Linked DNA regions of Mus musculus: region 1 is linked to region 2. The links are chromatin loops, found by intact Hi-C in ENCODE. Cell type or tissue: left cerebral cortex. All regions are shown on one strand. Links, peaks and the distances in the headings refer to the core of each region. The heading gives the core; the rest is flanking DNA.

Region 1 (11,882 bases), core at 2,646-10,645, 54 kb after region 2:
AAGGCTCTGAACTTCAAGTTCTCCTACCTCACTCTCCCAAATAAATAGGATTATAAGTCCCCCAGGCCTGGCTTAAAAAAAAAAAAAAAAAAAAAAAAAAAAAGCTGTCTTGTGTTTTTTTGAGACAGGACCCTGGCTGTTGTATCTGCCTGCCTTTTCCTCCTGAAAGCTGGAATCAAGGCCATTATGTCCAGGCTCTTTTAAGTTTTTTTTTTTTATTTTTGTTTTTGTTTTTTCGAGACAGGGTTTCTCTGCATAGCCCTGGCTGTCCTGAAATTCACTTTGTAGTGAGTTCCTCGAACTCAGAAATCCGCCTGCCTCTGCCTCCCAAGTGCTGGGATTAAAGGCCTGCGCCACCACCGCCCAGCTCTTTTTTAAGTTTTTAATTGACATAGTAATTTTAACATATTTCTTGGGTTCTGTGTGACCTTTTCATGCAAAGGTGCTGTTCTAACCAGGGTGACTGGCATAGCTTCCACTTTAGGCAAGACCGTTTTGAGTTGACAGTATTAACTATTCTACTAGCTACTTTGACATATCTAATTATTGTCAATTATAGTTACCCTATGTGAGTCTCCCAACCTACTTCACCCCTACAACACCCACTAGCTCTCAGCCTTTCTAACCCTGTGACCCTTTAATACAGCCCCTCATGTTATGGTGACCCTCAAACATAAAATTATTTTTAATCCTACTTCATTAACTGTAATTTTACTGTTATGAATTGTAATGTAAATATGTTTTCCAATGGTCTTTGGTGACCCCTGTCTCATTCAACACCCTCCCCCCCCAAAGTGGGCAAAACCTACAGGTTGAGAACTAAGATGCACTAGTCAGTCTCTCTCCACTGAAAGCTCCTGCTTTTTTTTCCTGCCAGGCCTTGAATTTGAAGGCAGGTATATGCCTCTGCCTCCTGAATGCTGGGAATCAGGGTATGTGCCACCACATTCAGCCATGTCCTGGTTTTTCTAAGCTTCCTGGCTATGTGCCTTCTCCCTTCTCAAGGTCTTGGCTACTGTGGGGATAGGAGCTATACACACTGTTCCAATAAATTGTGTTGCCTGATTCCAGGAAAAGCCAAGGAGTCAGGCTGATCTAAGTCAATTAAAAAAATTAATCTGTACTAAAGTATTGGCTATAAAGGAGCAGGCCAGCTTCTGAGGGAGATACCTCAGGCTGGTGTGTGGGAAGCTCAGGCTAGAGTACATGTTGGTGGCTGCTGGCTTATTCACATAAGACTGAATTTGGTCCCCAGTAGAAGTGGAAGGCCTTCACATGCACACACTCACAGAATAATCAAAAAATGTCAAGGAGTCCAGAGTCGTGTGTGGTGAAAGGCTCTTGTAATCCTAGCGGTTGGGAGGTGGATGCAGAATAAGGCCCCCATCTCAAAAACCAAACCCAAACCCACTCTTTCTCCTCAAACACCAAATCAACTATGGAGTCCTGAACCATGGTGTGGTGTCATACTTTGCTACACAGAACATTAACCTGGGCAATATGAGACTGCCTCAAGTAATTAAAAAGGCTGGGGATAGCTCAAGTCATATTGTGCTTGACTTACATGAACTGTTTGATCCTCAGCAAAACACACACACAGAGGGGGAGACAACCCCGTTATTGAATTCTTTAGAGGGGAAACATGAGGTTATGATTGAGGGTACCAGCTTGTTCTGTGAACTCTACAATTTCAAGGTAGATGTGTCATTTAAGTTGTTCTCCATATTAACCACCATGACTCAAGGGCCAATGAAGGGAACTGATGCCAGTTTTTCTCCTTCCCCTGCTCACCTTTTTTCCTTAGACAAGGTCTCTATGAAGCCCTGGCTGTCTTTGGCCTCACTTTGTAGATCAGGTTGGCTTCAAACTCACAAAGATAACACCTGCCTTTGCCTCCCAATTACTGGGATTAAAGGCATGTGCTACTACTAAGACAGCTCCCATGTTTGAATTTTAGAGACAAGGTCTCACTATGGATCTCTGACTAGCCCAAAGTTTACTATTTGACTGGGCTAGCCTCAGAGCTCTACTGCATGTGCTTCTGTGCTAGGATTAAAGACATGCACCACCAAGATGAGCCCATGTATTCTTTAGCATCTAGTCTAAGGCTGGAACCAACATTGTTTCTAGCAGTTAGAGAACCCCAAAGAGCCATGGCTCCCAGGCTTTTAAATTGTTTATTCATACATGTATTTTTATTAAAAGATACCATGTGGGTCCTAGCTACAAAATGGCCCAGCCTAGCCTGGAGCAATATTGCCTCAGCCTTCAGGGTGCTGGGGGTTACAGGTATGTACCACCCATGCCCAGCTTCAAGAAATCTTATCAACTCTGCTCTCTCTACATTAATCTCATAGCAAGTCCTAGACACATTTCCCCACAAAGCTGTACAGGTATTTCTTCCAAAATCAAGGTGGCACAGATCTTTAATATCAGCACTCAGGAAGCAGATGCAGGTGAGTTCACAGGGCAACCTGGTAACTAACCACAGGACAGCGAGGACTACATAGACTATCTCCAAAAAAAAAAAAAAAAAAAAATCCTAGGCAAAATGGCACACAATCCTAACATTTGGGAAGTAGGGGCCAAGTGGGTATCTTTGAGTTTCATTCAGGCTAGCCTGCACAATATGGTGTACCACACCAGCCAGGGATAGATTCCTTCAACAAAATACATCAAACCACTTGCAGTGGCAGTTTATGCGAAGAGGCAGAGGTAGGGTTAGAAACTCAAAGCAACTAGTCTGGGCTTAATTAAAAGGGGCAAAATTCGTAGCAAAATTCAAGGGGGTGGAGGATCCAATAGAGGGCTGGTGAGACAGCACAGATTATACTGCTTGCCTTAAAACTACACCACTTGGGTTTGATCCCCGGTATGCATGTTACACTCAGTAAATGAGAACATAGATGGTCTCCCATCACCTTTAAAATTCAAGTTGGTTTACTGCTGAAATGCATACTCATATACAGAAAGGAGCTCACACAGCAGGCTAGCGTTTAACAATTATTGAGATTGTAATCTCATTTCCATTTCTCCTGGAGACTGCCATGGAATTCAATGTAGACTAGGGTAGTCCTGCTTCTGCTTCCCCCCAGTGCTGACACTAAGGGCCTGTTTTTTTAGTGCAGTCCTGGGATTGAATGCTGGAATTTCTTTTACTCTACAAACCTGTATCTCCAGATGAAAAAGTACCAGCTACAAATGCATTTTAAAAATCTTAGGCCGGGCGTGGTGGCGCACATCTTTAATCCCAGCACTCAGGAGGCAGAGTCAGGTGAATTTCTGAGTTCTAGGCCAGCCTGGTCTGCAAAGTGAGTTCCAGGACAGCCAGAGCTACACAGAGAAACCCTGAAACTCGAAAAAACCAAAAAACCTTAGGACATTAACTACAACTGAATAATCTGGCAAGTTCCAGTTCTTGGCGAACCTCTATGTCTTTTAAATCACATTTCAAAATGATAGCTAAAGCTGGGAAATCATGTGTCTCAGTTGTAGACCAGAGGCACATAGGGTCCATACTGCTGAAAATTTTGGGGATTGAAGGGACACAAACCTTCCAATGACAGGTGTTCACTGTAATAGCTTTTAATTTTCTTTTCTATTACTTACCATTTCTCCAAGTAGGTGGTTTTCTTCCTAAAGAATTATCACAACCAGCATTAAGAAATCCAACCTGCTGGTATCTTACCCAAGCAATCATATGCAAATCAGTGTGACCTAGAGACCCCCCAAACCACCAATTTAAAAAAGTACTTAAATAAGCAAAGTTACAAAGGCTGTATGGCAAGCCCCACCCCTTCTGTGGCAAACTGACATTAAGGCTTTGCCATTAACTAAACAAAATTGCGATGTCATACAAGTATAAGCTGTAAATGATGCATATTTTAGTCAAGACCAATCTTTAGTTAAATCATGCCCAAAATAATCAGTTAAGAGCCCCCACCACCCAAGCCACCACAGAATTTCACAAGTGACACCATATATGCTTACCATGCAACAAAACCTTTATTAACATTTTTTAACAGAGGTTCAGCTATTATTGAAACTTGTAATTTCTAAACTTAAATTGGGGCAAGTGGCTAGAGTGCAGAGTAATGCCATCACTGCCCACTGGGAATGCAGACCGAATAATTAATAGCCACCCCTCAGACGGAGGACCAGGTGCAGGGTCGACTCTTTCTGGATGTTGTAATCAGAGAGAGTGCGGCCATCTTCTAGCTGCTTGCCGGCAAAGATCAGCCTCTGCTGGTCAGGGGGGATGCCCTCTTTATCCTGGATCTTGGCCTTCACATTCTCGATGGTGTCACTGGGCTCCACCTCCAAGGTGATGGTCTTGCCGGTCAGGGTCTTCACGAAGATCTGCATGCCACCTCTCAGGCGAAGGACCAGGTGCAGGGTTGACTCCTTCTGGATGTTGTAATCAGAGAGGGTGCGGCCATCTTCCAGCTGCTTGCCGGCAAAGATCAGCCTCTGCTGGTCAGGGGGGATGCCCTCTTTATCCTGGATCTTGGCCTTCACGTTCTCGATGGTGTCACTGGGCTCCACCTCCAGGGTGATGGTCTTGCCAGTCAGGGTCTTCACGAAGATCTGCATGCCACCCCTCAGACGGAGGACCAGGTGCAGGGTTGACTCTTTCTGGATGTTGTAATCAGAGAGGGTGCGGCCATCTTCCAGCTGCTTGCCGGCAAAGATCAGCCTCTGCTGGTCAGGGGGGATGCCCTCTTTATCCTGGATCTTGGCCTTCACGTTCTCGATGGTGTCACTGGGCTCCACCTCCAGGGTGATGGTCTTGCCGGTCAGGGTCTTCACGAAGATCTGCATGCCACCTCTCAGGCGAAGGACCAGGTGCAGGGTTGACTCCTTCTGGATGTTGTAATCAGAGAGGGTGCGGCCATCTTCCAGCTGCTTGCCGGCAAAGATCAGCCTCTGCTGGTCAGGGGGGATGCCCTCTTTATCCTGGATCTTGGCCTTCACGTTCTCGATGGTGTCACTGGGCTCCACCTCTAGGGTGATGGTCTTGCCGGTCAGGGTCTTCACGAAGATCTGCATTTTGACCTTGAATTTAAAAGGTAAAAATTTAAAAGCCTACTAAAATCTTCGATTCCCTACAAAATACTTCTACTCAAAACTCCTCCCCTTTTTGTCATAACATAAAACCTGTTTTGTCATGGTTTCAAACTGCTAAACCTTTCCAAAACACTAAACTGGCATTTGGAACATTCATCAACTGCGGGGCATCCAAGTTCGCTAACAATAGACATGATAAATTGAAAATAAAAAATATCCAGACCAGAAGCCATCGATAAAAATTCAAGTAATAAACAATGCCCGAGTGAGAAGTACCTCTTTTCTGCCTCCCCCCACTGAAATAACCACGATGGACTCTCCATCGGTTAAGCGTCCGTTAAGCTCCCTGGCGCGCGCGCCAGGGCCGCCCCCGCTCCGCGCACGCGACCAAGGCCCACTCTTCCCGGAAGGCCCGTTGCCGCGTCACGTCACCTCGCTCCCCTCCCCCACCCCAAGAAAAAAAAGGCCCGCTTAGCACCACGTAAGCCCCCTCTCTAAATCCTCCCATGATTCAAACGCCGTAGACAAATACCTGTTAACAAATGTGATGAAAGCACAAACCGCCCAGCGCGTCGAAACACCCTCACAGAAAGACCGCCGAACCGGACAAAGCCTCTCGTCACTGAGCTCAGTGGCCGCGCGAGCCGCTATTTATGCAGCGTCTGTTGCGTGACTGCTCACTCCTACGTAGCTGTTGTCTTCCTGCGCCACCGAAAGTAGTTCCGCGGGCCCCCACCTCCCCCAGACCAATTAGGCGTTTTTGCCGAGCTCCCGATTCTTCAGAACCAAAGAAAAGAGTACTACCAAACGAGAGACACTGTATTCCCGGCGTCTCGTCTCCTCTCGTGCAAAAAATTGAAAAAATCATCACGCGGATGAATCCAAGTTAAAGGGCCCTCCCTCGAAAGCTCTGGAAACCTCCTTGCGGCGCCAGCGCTGATTGGTGAGGAGTCAAAGATGAGGCCGACGCTGATTGGTGGAGGTCGCGGGCCGCTCGATTGTTGCTGGGCTCGGTTCTCGGGCAGTTTAACGTCGACGTTGCTAAGTAACCGAGTGCGCATGTGCGGGCGCTCGCCTTAGCGAAATACTGATGTTTCCTGCTTGAGGTGGGGGAGGGGCGTCTTCTCTTCCCGCGTCCGGAACCCCGCGTCCCGAGTTCCCCGTGGTTCTCTCGCACCCATCGCTCGGCGGCTTTACGCCACAGGGTGAATTGCGACCTCACCCTGCTCCCCCTGGCTGGACTCTAGCTTCGCCCAGGCCCCCTCCAGTATGAGCATTGATGCTTCCGTAGCCAGTGTTTTTAGTTGTTTTGTCTTGTGGCTTAGCCGCCCACGGGCCCAGATGTGGGTGGGAGTGGGGTGGCTGCCGGGCTGGAAGCTGAGGATTTAGCCAGAGACCCAGCCCAGAGCCCGGCCGGACTTACAGATTCTCTCCCTCCCCAGCAATCTACAAACAAAGGAAGGAAAGAGGAGAAATGCCTATTAGACTCAGTACCCGGGGTTCACCCACCTCTCCCATTGGGATGTCTATTGTGCAAAGGAAGGGAAGGGGCCCGTTAATCCTAGAACCTCAACCTCAGGACTAGGTTCTGAGGTTTTGGGTGTGGTTGCTTTTCCCTCATCGAGATCAACAAGGAAGGAGCAGAACTGCTCGGATTGCTTTGTCATGCGGAGTCACGAGGATGGCCATGTAAACAGTTTTGTTTGCATAGGCTACCGGCTTCCGTACAGTAAGAAGTCTAGCTACGCTAACAGATTAAACTTCACTCTGTAAAGGTTTACGAGTTATTACCATATTACTGAAGGAAACGTTAGGAACATAGCTGGTTTGCCTAGCATGAACCAAAAGCTCCAGTTTGATTCCCCAGCCCAAAGTCTGCTTTCTAGAATAAAGAGCAGGTAGAATTTTATTTGAAGTGAATTGAAATTCAGAAAATGTCTCCTTTGCATAGTATTTTATTTTTATTAGGAAGCATGAGTCGGACCTTGTTTCAACAAGCAGAGTATGTCTGAGTCAGACATTTTGAGGCACAGACTCAGCCAGAGTGCTGATCTTATGATTGATGCGATGACTTCATTGGGGTAAGTTCCAGCAATTGCCAGACGGGTTATTGCTTCCTAGTTTGTTTTGTTTTCAAAGTAGATCGTTTGGTGACTTCAACCCAGTAATAATATTTCAAAAGAATGGCATCTGGACAAGATAGATTTTTTTTTCCGTAGCATAGTTTTTGTTGCTTGTGCTGTGTTCACCCCTAGCCCCACCCCTTGGAGACTGGCCATCACTCTGTAGCCCTGGTTGGCCTGGGATGACTATGTAAATCAAGAGCTCACAAGAGATTCTCTTGGTTCTGTCTTCCGAGTGTTGGAATTAAAGACACGGACCATCGTGCCCAGCATGATGTAAACAGATTTTTTTAAAAAGTATTTTATATCTGAGTGTTTTCCTTGTATGTATGTCTATATAGTACCTGTGTATCTGGTACCTGAGGAGCTCAGGAGGGTACCAGATACCCTAGAACTATACAGACTGCTGAGTACTTGTGTGGCTGCTTGGGAATCGAGCAGCTAGTGCTCTTAACTGCTCCAGCCCTCTATAAACAGATTTAAAAAAAAAAAAAGACAGTATAAATTTTGAGATTAGAAGTTTATTGAGTTAGTTCAACAATGTTTCTCCAATTAAAAAGGAACTGTTTTCCATTTTTGTTCACAATAGAAAAAAAAATTGTGTCATCTTTAGGCCCTAAAACACATGAATACACCTGTGTGTGTGTGTATGTGTATTGCTCTGTAGACCAGGCTGGCCTCCCATCTCAGAGATCCCCCCTGCCTCTGCCTCCTGCCTCCAGAGTGTGGAAACTAAATGCGTGTGAGAAATATGTATTGACTGGACAGCAGTGACACAGTGACACATGCCTTTAATCCAGAACTAGGGAGGCAGAGGAAGGGGATCTCTGAGCTCGAGGATAGCCAGGAATACATCCTGCCTCAAACACAAAAATAAGGAAGAAAGGAAGGAAAAGGAAAAGACTTATTTATTGAAATAGGGTCTCATGTAGATCAGGCTGGCCTTGAACTCAATTATATAGCCCAGGATGACCTCACACTCATGATCTTCCTGCCTCTGCCTCCTAAGTGCTGGAATTGCAGGTGTGTACCACCATAACTGTACTGGCAGGAAAGAGACACTTGTATTCTGAGACACGTATGTCCTTCCATTAGGGCTATCAGGCCTCTCACACAGTAGACCCCAAGGAATTAGAATTTACTGAGGAATCTCACACTAAGAGAAGAAAAAGGCTTAAAATCCTGGATCTTGCCTTATAGGAATTTCTCTCTCAGGTAGAGATTTCACCCGGGTCTGACAACTTGTCAGACCACATTGAAGGAGAAACTGGAGTCCTGACAGTGAGGACTGTGGAGGCCACACTTCCATCACAACTGCTTAGTTATGCACATAACCAACTGTCTTATACTTAAATATTTTCTCATTTAAAAAAATTATTTATTATTATACATAAATTCACTGTAGCTGACTTCAGACACACCAAAAGAGGGCGTCAGATCTCATTATGGGTGGTTGTGAGCCACCATGTGGTTGCTGGGATTTGAACCCAGGGCCTTTGGAAGAGCAGTCAGTGCCCTTACCTGCTGAGCCATCTCACCAGCCCATTTTCTCATTTTTAATTATGTGTCTCTGTGTGCATACATGCATGTGGACACAGGTGTCTGCAGTGGCCAGAAGAGGGTGTTGGATACCCCTGAAGCTGTAGTTACCCTGGAACTGTAGTTACCCCTAAACCTGTAGTTATAGGTGGTTATGAGCAGCTGCCTGATGAGGGTGCTGGGAACCAAACTCAGGTTCACTGCAAGAGCGTCAAATGCTCTTAACAGTTGAGCTGTGTCTACAGCCCCTTTATTTAAATCTAAACCTCATGTTGGCTCTTTGAAGATAGACTTGAGGGGAAGGCACTGTATGTCTTTATTTGTTCCTCGTTCCAGTGGCACCACATTGGGTAAATCTCCCTTTTCTCTTTTTCATTATTACTTGTCTGATTGGCCTATTGAAGACCGGTGGTCACGCCTAACTAATTAGGGCTGCCAGGGCCCAGGCTCTGACTGTAACTTTTCAGGTCTGTGGTGATATTTAAAATATAATATTAAGGGGCAAGAGAGATGTCTCAGGAATTGGGCCCTTACTACTCTTGCAGAGGACTTCAGTTTGGTTCCCTGCACCCCATATCAGGTAGTACCCTCCCTCTGTGTGGGCACCTGTGTGCACTGGTCTATGTAGCTATTTGTTTAACATAGTTAGGAGACAGAATTTATTATAAGTCAGAAATTTTAAAAGATGTATAGTCAGGCACTCATGCCTGTGAATCCCAGCACCTGCAGAGCTGGGGCAGAAGGGTTGCTAAGAGTTTGAGGGCAGCCTAAACAACATAGTGAATTCTAGGCTACCCTAAAACTACAAAACATGCCCCTGTCTCAAAAAATAAACAAACAAAAGAATGTCTAAAGATGTAACTCAGTTGGTACAGTGCTTGCCTGGTAGGCCCCAAAGAATCCTCAGCATATAAACTGTGCTGAGACCATCCTCAGCCACATAGGACAGAGGGTCGGAAACTGCAGGTCAGTCTGGCTACCTAGTGAGTCTAAGGGCAGACTGGGATGCAGCAGACTGGGATGCAGCAGAGTGTCTCGAAAAATTTAAAAGGTAAAAATTGTTTATATTGAGTACCGAAATGAACATAGAACAAAATTCCATAATATCGGGGGGGGGGATTGTTTGTTTGTTTTTGTTTTTGTTTTGAGGTCTCACTATATAGCCCTGGCTAGCCTAGAACTCAATATGTAGACTATCCTGGCCTTGACCTCATAGAGATTCATCTTCCACCACCAAGGCCCAAGAATGTTAGGAGCTCTTGCTTCTTTCACAGAGAACTAGAATTCAATTCAGTTCCTAACACTTACACGGGTGGCTTATACCAGTTCTAGGGAATCTGTCACCCTCTTCTAGCTTCTGCAAGCACCCACACGTATGTGTATAGACAAACACATAAAATTTTAAGGTAAACACTTTTTCTTTCAGTTGTGGTAAGATACAGTATACAGGGCTGGTGAGATGGCTCAGTGGGTAAGAGCACCCGACTGCTCTTCCAAAGGTTCGGAGTTCAAATCCCAGCAACCACATGGTGGCTCACAACCATCTGTAACGAGATCTGACTCCCTCTTCTGGGGTGTCTGAAGACAGCTACAGTGTACTTGCATATAATAAGTAAATAAATCTTTAAAAAAATTAAAAAACAAAAACAAAAAACAGTATACATAAAAATGACCATTCCAAGCATATTGTTTTCACGAAGTAGTTTCACTCTGTTGTCCAGGTAGGCACACAGACCTGAGCTCACAGTCTTGCCTCAGCCTCCCCTTACTGGGATTACAGGAGTTCAACTTCATGCTTCCGTTTTTCCTTCCTTTTTATTTTTTGGAAAATTTTAAAATTACATTTATTTGTGTGTGTGTGTGTGTGTGTGTGTGTGTGTGGAAAATTTTAAAATTACATTTATTTGTGTGTGTGTGTGTGTGTGTGTGTGTGGAAAATTTTAAAATTACATTTATTTGTGTGTGTGTGTGTGTGTGTGTGTGTGTGTGGAAAATTTTAAAATTACATTTATTTGTGTGTGTGTGTGTGTGTGTGTGTGTGGAAAATTTTAAAATTACATTTATTTGTGTGTGTGTGTGTGTGTGTGTGTGTGTGTGAAGTGGAAACATGGGGGTTCTTTGGAAAGTCAGTTGGACGGTGTTTTGCTGGGACAAACACATAAAGGAGTGTTTTCCTGAAGTGGACACAGGTGAACGACTAAGGCAGACTCGTGAAGGCATGTTTAGCTAAAGCAGACACAGGTGACAGGATGTTCTGCTAAAGCAAGGTCGTGAAAGGATACCTGATGAAGGATTCTTTGCTAACAACACCCATGTATTGAGCTGCATTTGTCGGGATTCCATAAAGAGAAAACACATCAAAAAACTTCTGATGGTGTGCTGCAGTTTCGGGCTGATTGGCAGAGTGATATCAGCTGAGACAGGTAGACATACTAATACAAGACACTTGCTGAGGCTAGACCCACAGAGGCCATGTAATGTTTGGAGGATATAAATAAGATTGGGCAGACAGTGATGGAGGCTGAGTTAGGCTTGCTTATAGAGCTAGCTGTGCAACACTTTTGGGTCTTCTGCTGATCTTTGCTTCCCTGAGAGGCACAGCTGAGAGAACTTCTCCTGGGGTTCCTCCCTGGTCCCTCCTACTGATTCCAGCCGAAGTTGGGACCTAACTGTCTCTGATAGGTAGTGCCACCTTCTGATTCATGCTTGCTATCCTGACTCTAGCAAACTGGACTGCTGATATATTCTTGAAGTGTTTTCAAGTGGATCGAGCTGCCGCTGCTAACCTGTGAACTGAACTGCCAATTTCCAGACAACACAAACAGGAGTTGCTCCAAAGAACCTTTCTAAACAGGTCCACTTCCCCCCTGTATCCTTTCTTTTCCACTACCTCTGGTGGGTGATGGGCTACAAGAGAGGTTAAAATGTTTAAAACCCATCATTAAAAATAGGTTTTTAGGGCTGGTGAGATGGCTCAGTGGGTAAGAGCACCCAACTGCTCTTCTGAAGGTCCGAAGTTCAAATCCCAGCAACCACATGGTGGCTCACAACCATCTGTAACAAGATCTGACGCCCTCTTCTGGAGTGTCTGAAGACAGCTACAGTGTACTTACATATAATAAAAATAAATAAATCTTAAAAAAAAATAGGTTT
Region 2 (11,882 bases), core at 1,814-9,813:
CACCCACATAGTAGCTAACAATCATCTGTACCTCCAGGGATTCTGATACCCCTTCCTGGCCTCTGCATCCACTGTATGTATACGGTGCACAGACATATATATATAATATATATATATATACACATACACACACACAAGCAAAACACCTATACATGTGAAAAAAGTTAAATGCTGATGAAGCAAACAAATTGTGTAGGTAGACTGATTGCACTGGTAAAGACTTGGCCTTCTCAGATTTCTTTTTTTGCACTTTGGTGTAAGACCTAAGTAAAAATAATATACTTTATTATTATGTGAAATACAAGAACCTTTGTTCATGACCATGGTCCTGCTTCTTAGTAAGCACTCAAAGATATGCTGTGTGAGTAAAAAGAATGATTCTGGATTCTGTGAGTTGTAGGGGTCATACAGTGTCCTGCTCAACAGGTCTATTCCGGCCAGTCATGGTCAGACCGCCCCCCCACCAATCCAGACATTTTATATGAATGTCAGCTTTTCCAGTGGTAGCAGCTAATTCACAAGGCAGATGCTCAGAGAGTAGCTCAATAGCAGAGTACTTGCTTAGCATGTTTGAAGCACTGGGTTCAATTCCCAGCACACATGATGGCATGCATGCACACACAGATAGCTTGTATCTGCTGCTCCTGCCAAAGGCACGTCACCGGGAGCAACTGAGAAGGCCTGTTTTGTGCTGCATTAGAGAGCCAGGGAGTCAGAAATGGGAATAAAGGCACCTCCAAGCCCTCCAGGGACACCTCACAGACCCGTGCCTGTGGTTGTCTCTGCAGGAAGGTGATGCAATGGGTGCCATGGAGAAGCTGTGCCGGCAGCTGACCTACCACCTTAGCCCTCATTCACAGTGGAGGAGGCACCGAGGGCTGAAGAGGAAGCCACAGGCCTGGTGAGTGGCAGTTCCCTTAGGCTGCCCTGCCCCAACCCTGTTGACTGATACTCTTCCGGGGCACTGCTGAGGGATGGGCCAGAGGGCGTGTCAATAAATCCAGCTTAAAGGAGGTAAAATCATGCTGAATTTAAGAACCAAGAAAGTACCTTTGTCATTCTAGGTACGTGAAAGGACACCCAGGGTGGGAGCTGGGAAGTATGGCCCCTAGATGGACAGGTGGGGATGGGACATGAGGCATTTCTAGTTCTTGATGTTCCTAGTACTCTGGGATGGAAGCCAGGCATGATGGTGCACCTCTGTAATCCTGTACTTTGGAAGCTAAGGCAAGAACATTGTCTCAAGTGTGGCCATCAAAACCCACTTCCAGAAAGTTCTCTGGGATGTATTTCCTGCCAGGGGATCCAGAGTCTAACCTTGTCTCAGTCATACAGCAGTGAAGACGCTCCTGAGTTTTTTAGTCCCTAAAGACAAGGGGCTTGAGACACAATAAGACATAAGTCTCCTGGTAGGAAGCAAGTGAACCCAGGCTGAGAGGCAGACGTGCTGAAGGGGAAACAGCGCGGTCATCAAGACCATTTTCTCATAGCGAATCTGATCTCAATCTGATCTGGACGATTATTGAGCCTCTCTTCCTGAGAAATTCTAGATTGTTCCAGGTTGACTGTTAAAACTAACCATCATGGGCCTGGAGAGATGGCTTAGCAGTTTAGAGTACTGGTTACTCTTGCAAATGACTGGGATTCAGATTCCTAGCACCCACCTAGCTCACAACTGTCTGTAACTCTGGGGATCCAACCCTATTCAGGCCTCCTCCAGCAATAAGCAGGCACACGGTGCACAAACATACGTGTCAGCAAATATTCATACATATTAAATAATAAAATTTTAAAAATAGGTGTCTGTGTCATGATGTATGCATGTGAGTGCAGGTGCTCTCAGAGTCTATCTAGCTCAGCAGTCAGGACCCCTTTGAGGGTCTAATATCAGATATTCTGCACATCAGATATTTACATTATGATTCATAACAGCAGCAAAATTAGTTATGAAGTAGAAATGAAGTCATTTTATGGTTGGGGGTCACCACAACATAAGGAACTGTATTAAAGGATTGCACTGATCCAGAGGTATCATAGCCCCCTGGACCTGTTGTGAGCTGCCTGACAAGGGTGTTCGGAACCAAACTCAGACTCTCTGCAAGAACAGTATGTGTTCTTAACTGCTGTGCCACCTCTCCAGTTCTCCCTACCCCTGCACTGTCTCCGTTTTTTTGCTGCTTTAGTTTTTGTTGTTTTGTTGTTTGGGGGCGGGAGGGAGACAGTCTCTCTATGTAGCACTGGCTGTTCTTGAACTCATTATGTAGAGCAGGCTGGCCTTGAACTAAGAGATCCATCTGCCTTCCAAGAGCTAGAATTAAAGATATGTGCCACTACTCAGAGCTTTGTTTTTTGTTTGGTTTTGTATTTTATTTGTGAGACAAGATCTTTGTTGTATAGCCTTGCCTGGCCTGTAACTCACTATGCAAAATAGACAGGCCTCGAATTCCTAAGAGATCTGCCTGCCTCTCTCAGCCTCTGCCTGCCTCTCTCGGCCTCTGCCTGCCCAGTGCTGGAATCATAGGCATGCGCCACCATGCCCTGCTTTTTGAGGTTTTTTTTTAAAGTCTATGTAGGCCATGCTAGCTTTAACATCACAATGCCCCTGCCTCTGCTTCTTTCCAAGTGCTAGAATTGCAGGTGTGAGCCACCGTGGCTAGCTAGGTCTCTGGTCTGCCGGTGCACACACACAGGCTCAGTCCATTCTGCATTTGGGAACTGTATGAATGAACCTGTTCATTCCTCTCGGACAGCTTCTCCTCACGCTTGCAGTCAGGGCCTTCCTGATAGAAGGAAAACAGGGTTCCTATCCACTTGTTCATCATTGCGATGCCAGTGCCTAGGTCATTGGCACATAGCAGGGATGTAACAAACACTTAAGAGTGAATGGGGACAAACATTTTTGCCATTTGACTGGCTAAGACCTTGAAGCTGGTAAGCTGCAGAGATAGATTCAAATCCTTACCTACCTGCCTCTAGGCTGTCAATTGTCAGCCATCTTCAGGATGCTGGGTTGACTTTGTTAATGACATAGACGTAGAACCCAACAGTAATGTCACAACCAACGAATTGCAGGCAGGATTCGAGGCAGTTGAATCTCGCGTTTGAGTTTTACCCTTCAGTTTCCAAGGAACAAAATGAATTCATCTCCCAGCTTCAAGAGGGCCCAAGGGGAGCTGCCTGTGACTTTTGAGCTGACAGTGTAAACACACTCTTGCAGCAAGTCGAACTGTCCTCAGTGTAAGAGACACGGGGCTTGCTTGGAACCAGTAGCTCACCAATGGGTGTGGTAGGTTGGGGGCACACCTACCACCAGGCCGAGTGGTCTGGGCTCCAGAACAAGGCCAGGGGCAGCAGATGGCAGGGAGAGGGAGAAGCTGAGAGCATCGATCCTCCAGCAGCTGTTGCTCCAGAAGCCCTCTCACCAACCTGCTGTCTTCAACTCTTGGAGGCAAGACAGATGTAGCTCAGGCCAAGTGATTAACAATGACAGCATTTCCTATAGGTGGCATTGTTGAACAACTTTGTTTAGTGTTCCTCATAACCCTATGATGTTGGTAGGTCCATATTTTTTTTAGGCAAGTGAAGCACAGACTGTAATTAACTAGGTAGAGTACAGGGTAGAAAACAAAGGAGTTAAGAGGGAACTGCAGGCATCATATAAAAACATAGGCTTGAAGAGTCACTGGAATGGCAGCCTCCAAGACCACGCTCTGCCTACTCTGCTCAGCTTGAAGCAGACACTGGGGATTCACAACCAAACAGGACCCCCCCCCCCCATCTCTCCATGGTGATAACCACTACTGCCTCCAGTAAAGACCTGCCTGGCTTGCTTAACCTGCTGGTTCCTTTTCTTTCAGCCTTAAGGCCCTCCTATCTGGGAATCCTCCAGACAACATGGTGGATCTGTCAGGCATTCCACTGACTTCAAGGGACCTCGAGCGAGTGACCAGCTACCTTCAGCGCTGTGGAGAACAGGTGGACAGCGTGGAGCTGGGCTTCACAGGCCTCACAGATGACATGGTTCTGCAGCTACTGCCAGCTCTCAGTACCCTGCCTCGTCTTACCACACTTGCCCTCAATGGCAACCGACTGACCCGGGCTCTGCTGAGGGACCTCACTGACACCCTGAAGGACCCCAGCAAATTCCCCAATGTCACATGGATTGACCTGGGCAACAATGTGGACATCTTCTCACTACCCCAGCCCTTTCTGCTCAGCCTCCGGAAGCGCTCTCCAAAACAGGGCCACCTACCAACCATCCTTGAGCTGGGTGAGGGGCCAGGTACTGGGGAAGAAGCCAGGGAAGGTACCGATCAGCAGGACCCTATAGGGAGTCCTGTGACACCTGCCAGGGGCCAGGAAAGTACAGAGTGTGTGATTCAGACATGACATCACAATAGGGGTCCTAACCAGTGAGTCCTTTCTGGACAGCCAAGACAGGTCAGGGTCCCTCTGATCAGGAGATGGTCTGGCCAGCCCTACCCAACTCTCACTAGGATGAGATCAGAGTACTAACCAGTTTGTCCTCAAACCCGACTCCCAGTACTTGCTCAAGGGGCTCGGATGTTTCCATTCAGCTGTCCTCCTAGACCAGTGCATCTGGACCAGAAGTTCTTTATTGGGCCCACTTACAATTTAGGCACAGGCACCTACTCTAAGACTCTAGGAGCATCTGCCTACTTCCCAAGGCCTTCTTAAAGGCAGTAAGTTTCAGAATACCAAGTGTGGAAAATCCAGTTTAAGCTGCAGACCTTTTAGGCAATCTTATCTATATAGGGCCTAGCTCCCTTATCCACCAACCAGCACAACTTTTTCTACCAGGTCCTCCCATAATCTAGTCCCTGTATTGGCTTTTCAAAAACTCACCTCTAGAACCAGTCCTACTTAGCAAAGAGGGAAAACTGGGTGTTCCTAACACCCTTAAACACTCCTAGTCCCCAACTCAAGCCCAAGAGAACTGTTCTGAATTAAGTGGTCAAAGTCTGAACTCATGGGGTTATGGGGAAGAACAGCCTTACAGGCCAGGTAAGCAAACAAGATGGCGTCTTTGCATGGCACTGCAGCCAAGAACAGGGATTGAGTGTGGGTGCCTTAAATGCTTTGGAATCTTTGCCCAAGTCCAGCTGTGCAAACAGCTGAGACTGCCCAGAAGTTTACAGTGCTGAAGCTGGACTGCCTAACACCTGACACTCTACTCTAATACATGTTTTCAAGGACCAATACGGACTGTGCTTTATTAGAGTGCTTTGATGGTTAGCTGTACACACAACTTAATTCATCCAAAACACTGGCAATCTGGTTTATAAACAAATGTTTATTTTTAAAAGGCATAGAAGATCCTGTGGTACAGACAGGATTACCAAATGTGCCCACCCAGAACAAAATTGGCAGACATGTCACTTAGGATATTTGCTTTCAGGCCGGCTGGAGACTCCTCTGGGAATATAGCCTGCAAAAGAGCTGAATTTCAGAATCACTCCTGCCTGGATCAATGGCATTTAGAACATTTAATGATATCTTCAGAAAACCATAGGCTCACCACTACCAATCTGCCGGTAATTCCAGCTATTTTAGGTGATATCATCATTTGATATCTCTCAGAGTAATAACAGATAGTCACTGTACAGACCAACTCACCTCTGCTGCTGCCAGCACAGATCTGCAGTCCTGCGTCCGTTCTGAGAACTTGAAAGGGGACACCCTAAAATGGATTGCAGAAAACAGGACATTATATATAACAGCCTTGCAAAATCAATGGCTGCCCTCCCACCCTGGCTTTTCTCTTTTGGATTTCTTTGTAGCCCTGGCTCACTACTGTAGACGAGGCTGGCCTGAACTCTGCCTGCCTCTTCTCAAGAAAGCTACAGTTCTTAACACATCCTAGACCTAAAAGGGAAGTATTTTTCAAATTACTAAAATACATTTACAACTAGCCAAACCAGCCCAACTGGGTTCAATTGTAAGACCACATTAACTGAAAATTTTAAGACCCAAGTTAATGGACTAGAAGGTCTAAGTTCTTAGAAGACCAGGTTTGACTGCCAGCACTAATTGTGGCTCACAACCACCTAAGTCCGGTGCCATTTTTTTCTAGCATCAAGACAGCAAACACACACAAAAATGGCTCTATAGGGGGCTGGAGATGGCTCTGTGGTTAAGAGCACCGACTGCTCTTCGGAAGGTCCGGAGTTCAAATCCCAGCAACCACATGGTGGCTCACAACCATCCGTAATGAGATCTGATGCCCTCTTCTGGTGCATCTGAAAACAGCTACAGCGTACTTAGATATGATAAATCTTAAAAAAAAAATGGCTCTACAGTAAGAGCTGTGCACTGTTGCCTTACTTAACCACCCCCATCAGCTACAACCAGTATTGAGTACAGGCAAAACTGATGCTCATACATGAACACTCTAGCTCAAATCAAAACGGTCTAAAATCCCAAGCTGAAAGCTTACCTCATGGGAGGCCACAGCTGTTGGCAATCTTCCACTCTTAAATCCCCAACCTAGAAGTACAGCAGTTGTTAAAAGTCCAGCCCAAGTTAAACCTAAACCCCAGCCACCGGTGTGGGCTTGACTGCAGTCAGCCAGGAGCAGTTATCGTCAGTTATCGACTCTGACGGCACTTCCTACTTAGTCATCTCATCACAGCAGTCAAGCTTTCTGCTGTCCTCCAACTAGTAGTTCCAGCCACTAAATGGAGACACGTCTTAAATTTATGTATGTGCCCACATGGGCCAGGGTATGTTGGGAGTCCCTGGAGCGAAAGCTACACAGCCTCTTGTCTATGAACCCCACCTGATACTCCAGAAACCCTTACCTCATGGTGGGATGATACTGCTCCTATTCCACGTTGTCAACGTCCCGTCTGAAAGGTTAGAAGAGTAAGAGTCATGAGGGGCAATTAGAACACTTGTGTTCAGCACTGGGTCGCCGAGGCTTAAACGACTGCAGTCAGCTAACTAGGGATGTCGTCAGTTGTCGCATCGGACGGCACTTCCTTTTTTTTCTAGTTTCATCATCATTGCAGCCGACACCCCGCCCACGCGCGGCGCCCCGCGATGCAGACCTCGACTTACCAGGCTCCCCTAGATCTGTGCAGCGCACAAGGCGGAGCTGAGAGGCTGGGCCCGGGCTCAGCATCGCTCCAGACCGTCACCAGCAGGCCACGGCGAAGGGACCAGCTCAACGAGCGAGAAGAGCACGATCCCATGATGGCCGCAGAGAAAGACGGCGCGTGAGCGCCCTCCTCTTAAGGGCTAGGAATAGACCACTCCTCACCCCAGGGAGGTGAGGGCGGCAAAGGCTCACGGGAACTTCCAGCGGCCCGCCTCGCGACCCAGGCCTCCCCCGTTCTGTTGAGCGAGTGGTCTCCCCCGCCCCGGGGGATTCTGGGTAGCGAAGAGCGCGCGAGCTCCAGCGCGCCTGCGTGTTGGGTTAAGCGCGGACTCGACATCCTTTCCGCGGTTTTCCGTCCTCGTTGTCTTCCCTGACTTATTAGTCCTTTGTGAACGTGTGTAGTGTGTGAAATGTGTAGTCAGACCTGACAGTGCAGGCCTGTAATCGTAATCGATTAGGAACCCGACGCAAGAATTCGAGTCCAGCCTGGGCAATTTAATGAGCCCCTGTCTCTATTTTAAATTTAAAAAAAAAAAAAAAAAAGCGGGCCTATATAATCTAACTGGGTGGTGGAGAGCCTGGCTCATCTACGCTAACACACACGAAACCGCGTTCAAAGACAAACGCTGTTACAAAAGTGTAATGATTGGGGCCGTTCTGCACCCCATTATTTTTACAACATATCCACGGAGTCTCTCAAGGCCCTATGCAGACGGCCCTCATCACATTCCTTAGAGAACTGTAGAATCAAGAAGAGCTCTTGATCCATTTCCATTGCCCCCTGCTCTTTCCACTTCTGACTGGAGAGACTTGCATCGGGCATAGGTAATAGAAAACTGCTAATGCTATGCCTTCAGTATATGAGTATGTTTGATTTTCTCAAGGGTTGGGGATGCAGTGTTTCCCTAGCAAACATGAAGTTCTGAGCTCCATCCCCAGCACCTCATAAACTGGACATTGTGACAAACTCCCAAGCTCTGGGTATGTGGAGGCAGCAGAATCAGAAGTTCAAGGTCATCTTCAGCTATGAGGTCAGCCTGGGATATGTGAACCTGAAGACTAGAGTAGGGTTCTTGTGAGTTCAAGACCAGCCTGGCCTACGGAATGAAATCCTGTCTCAAAACACCTCAGTGCAAAATCTGTTGAGCTAGTATATATGATATGCTGGGTTCTACCCAGCAACACACACATAAGTGCTTGCATGCACTTCTTATGCAAATAGGCTGAGGAGGCAACTCATTTTGACAGAACTAGACAGGTGGTCATGAGACTGCAATCTTGGTGGTCTGAGGAATAAACAGAATTTTGATGGAGGGAGGGAAGTCCAGGCCAAAACATTCTTAAAGGGAATAAGATAATTTCCCTTGGAGCCAAATATGCTTGACCATGGCCAGGAACACAAGATTCATGGGTCCCCAAATACCATGTTCTATATTGGAAGTGTCTTGGGTTTTTGTTTGCTTGGTTGGTTGGTTGGTTTTGGTTTGGTGCCGTTTTCGAGACAGGTGCTGTTTTCTGTGTAGCACTGGCGGTCCTGGAACTTGCTCTGTAGACTAGGCTGATCTTGAACCTGGAGATCTGCCTGCCTCTGCCTCTCGAGTGCTGGGATTACAGGCATGTGCCACCACCATTGCCTAACTTGTTACAGAACAAGGAAAGTCATTTGGTGGGGACCTCAATTGGCAAGTTACAGTAAAGATGAGGACTCTGTTGTAGGTTTCAGGTGCTGCCCAATGATGTTTTTAGCTTTTGAATGTGTGGAAATTAGTGGCCTGTCAAGAATAGTAATATAAGGTTTTCATAGTCACAAGGATGTTAACTCGGGGGCAAGGGATATGGATGGCTTCAAAGGGACCAAAAATAGTCCAAAATAATTTAGCTCTGGTTTGAACACTAATTTCAATCTTGAGTCATTTGGCCTTGAATCTTTAACAGAGGTGCAGCTCTCCCTTGCCCTCCCCCTTCTGGGAGTTTCAAGTTGCAGAAACATCTAGCAAACGCCAAGTCAAAGAGCCAAATATGAAGCCCTTCAGGCTTTGTGAATAATTAAGAAAAAGTACTAAGGACTTTTCATCAAACTCCCCTGAAAACAAAAGGAGTACAGGGTTGGGTGGGTCTGGAACTCATGGGCAAAAAAACAAAAAAAGAGCACAAGGCCGAGGATACTGCTCTCAGACCCAAAGAGTTCAGAGGTGGGCTTGCTTGTCTTATGTCAAGAAGGTCCTCTGGCTTTCCTGCAAAGAGTGGTAAAGAGAAGTGGGAAGCTGAAGCCCAGGTGAGTGAGAGCAACGATCCAGAGCTTCCAGAAGGAGACCGTGATCCTAGAGGTGGGACAGTGGCTTCATTTGTCTTGTGGAAGAGGACAGGAGTAGAATGAGGTGTGGCTGGTGAGGGTTTCTGAGCAGACTAGCCCCTGACCCAGGTTGGCTCTTAGAGACACATGCAAGTACGACCAGAGGCAACGTTCCAGTAATTTTTTTTTTTTTTTTTTTTTTTTTTTGGTTTTTCGAGACAGGGTTTCTCTTTATAGCTCTGGCTGTCCTGGAGCTCACTTTGTAGACCAGGCTGGCCTCGAACTCAGAAATCCACCTGCCTCTGCCTCCCAAGTGCTGGGATTAAAGGCATGCGCCACCACGCCCGGCCCAGTAACTTTTTAAAATAATACTTCTAGAAGACTTGGTTATGCAAAAAATATTTATATTTCCACCAAAATTCAGTAGCCTCGGGTGTGGCTGGCAAAATTCCCTACTCTACCCTGCCAGCCTGCTGCTGCCGCATCTGGACCGTCAGTGGGACTGGAGGACCTGAAGAGGCAGATGGTCTTCCTCTGAGGCACTGTTCTTCCCAGGTTTAGAGGTTGGGTTCTTTTTATAACCTGTAAATAGAACAAGGATCACTGTGACTTTGCCCTCCATGCATCCCCTGGAAGGAGGTGACAGGGAAACAGGAGGGCCACAGCCTTGAGAGCCCACCATGTTGTGGGTATAACAGCAAATCCTGGAACCTCACCTCCCTGCATCCCTCCTCCCAGAATCCCCTGACCCCTCCATGGACCACTCAGGGGTCTCCCCACAGAAACTCAAAGGTCCACAGATTTGACAGGCTCTGTCAGAAACCAGAGCCTCTGAGGCACACTGAGGAGCAGGGAAAACAAGTCAGGAAGCTCAAAGGAGAGAGGTGACCCTCCTTTGGGGTTGGGGGTGGATATGGATGGACACCCCGGGAAGATGAGAGCTCAGAGACACATAAAGAACAAAGAGTACTGCAGAGGGAATGGCTGTTGTGATGACAGAACTCTTGAGGAAGAACCTTGACAACAGCATGGGGATAGCGAAGATTATGGCCCTTCTGGAGCTGTGTAGCATAAGGCCTGTGAAGACCTTGGCGACATTATCCAGAAGGGAGTGGTACAGGCCTGAAGCAGAAAATTCTGTCTGAAGGTTGGGGTAGATGCTGAGACACCTTGTGGGCACAGAGGTGCAAGGGTAAGCAGATGCCTGAGAGGCCAAGGGTCAGCATCAGATAGGAGGAGTGGGCAGAGGGCCCACGTCTAGGTGTGAAGGTTAGAGTTACATGCACACTACCTGCTGGGATTGTTTCCAATCAAGCCAGTGTGGCTAGCTCATAGAAAGACTGGGATTTGGGTATGGAACACCTGGATCGCCGGGCGTGGTGGCGCACGCCTTTAATCCCAGCACTTGGGAGGCAGAGGCAGGTGGATTTCTGAGTTTGTGGTCAGCCTGGTCTACAAAATGAGTTCCAGGACAGCCAGGGCTATACAGAGAAACCCTGTCTCGAAAAACCAAAAAAAAAAAAAAAAACACCTGGACCAGATGAGCACCCAAATGACTCGCTATCCTGGCGTTTTGTGAAGGGATAGCAAAGGTAGAAAGAAAGCCTTGATGTGAGGATAGGAAGAAGCAGGCAACCATCAGGCTTGGGGTAGCAAGATGCTGGGAGAGCCTCCTGGTAGCAGATCATAGGCAACTCGGATGGGGTTTATGACAAGAGACATTTGTCAAGAAAGAGACGGGAATATTGAGAATTGCACGGAAGCGTCAGAGAGCATGCCTGGGGTGGGAGAGAGGAGTTGGCTTTGGTGGAGGCAACAAGGTAGAGACAGGAAGGCTGTTATAGGGCTAGAACAGACCAGCCAAATGCTACAGAGATTTACAGGAAGTGGCTTCAACTGAGACTTAAGGGGGTGGGGCTTAAGTCAGATAAGCTGGCCTGTCAAAGGTGGCCCAGAGAGATGCCACCTGTGCTGTAGACCAGGATAGGATTGAAAAGTTCAGGAACATGCTTTCTAACTTGTTCCCTTGCTGGGAACCCAAATCCAGATCCAGCCCAGACCTATGCACAGGGTCCAACTGATAACCAGGGCAGGGGAGAAGTCGGCAAGGAGGCCAGAGTGAGGCAGAAGCAAATAAGGGCTAAGGACCCTTCCCTAGAAAGGCCAGCAGGGCAGGCTTGGGATAGAGAGGACCAGTCAGTCCCCACAGGAGGAGCAGGTGTGGGCACAGCTGCAAAGCAAATCACACCACCTGGCTCTGAGTCCCAGCAGGCCTTTCGAAGGCTGTTTTGCCAGCAGACCCCCCCCCACACACACACACACACAGCACATGCTCACACGAACCATGGTAAGGGCTGCAGCCCCCAAGGGCACTCACCAGTGATGCCTGCCCCTGATGGATCCTCAGATAAGGTGGGAAGGGTCTTCTCCCATGCAGCCCAGTTTACTTCCTCCACCCTGTGGGTGACA

Evidence for each region. A loop is a pair of places that touch in the nucleus more often than their neighbours do. Peaks named below come from ENCODE experiments on the same cell type or tissue, not always from the same donor. Only the 100,000 strongest peaks of a DNase experiment are listed, where the experiment ranks them.
Region 1: it touches region 2 in a loop (7-fold over the local background); 10 of 42 quality-filtered maps call a loop at or near these places.

The regions. Positions count from the first base shown.
Region 1 is chr11:62,545,313-62,557,194 of GRCm38, reverse strand. Ubb (ubiquitin B) reads right to left here and starts at 6,024. Exons shown (of 2, transcript NM_011664.4): 1 at 5,600-6,024; 2 at 3,982-5,055. The coding sequence starts at 5,049. The coding sequence ends at 4,132. In left cerebral cortex, for the core only: no CTCF peak of the experiment used is centred there; DNase peaks (open chromatin) are centred at 6,094, 6,688, 7,142, 7,296 and 1 more place; H3K4me3 peaks cover 4,602 bases; H3K27ac peaks cover 2,709 bases.
Region 2 is chr11:62,598,222-62,610,103 of GRCm38, reverse strand. It overlaps Trpv2 (transient receptor potential cation channel, subfamily V, member 2), which reads right to left. Exons shown (of 15, transcript NM_001382489.1): 14 at 11,791-11,870; 15 at 9,801-9,995. The coding sequence ends at 9,907. Lrrc75a (leucine rich repeat containing 75A) reads left to right here. Exons shown (of 4, transcript NM_198861.1): 3 at 789-901; 4 at 3,858-5,220. The coding sequence ends at 4,389. 2410006H16Rik (RIKEN cDNA 2410006H16 gene) reads right to left here and starts at 7,227. Exons shown (of 5, transcript NR_030738.1): 1 at 7,081-7,227; 2 at 6,822-6,869; 3 at 6,458-6,507; 4 at 5,638-5,701; 5 at 5,298-5,449. Snord49b (small nucleolar RNA, C/D box 49B) reads right to left here and starts at 7,018; the gene lies at 6,956-7,018. It also overlaps Snord49a and Snord65. In left cerebral cortex, for the core only: CTCF peaks have their summits at 6,277 (motif pointing left) and 7,246; DNase peaks (open chromatin) are centred at 3,336, 6,337, 6,627, 7,334 and 1 more place; H3K4me3 peaks cover 2,923 bases; H3K27ac peaks cover 2,242 bases.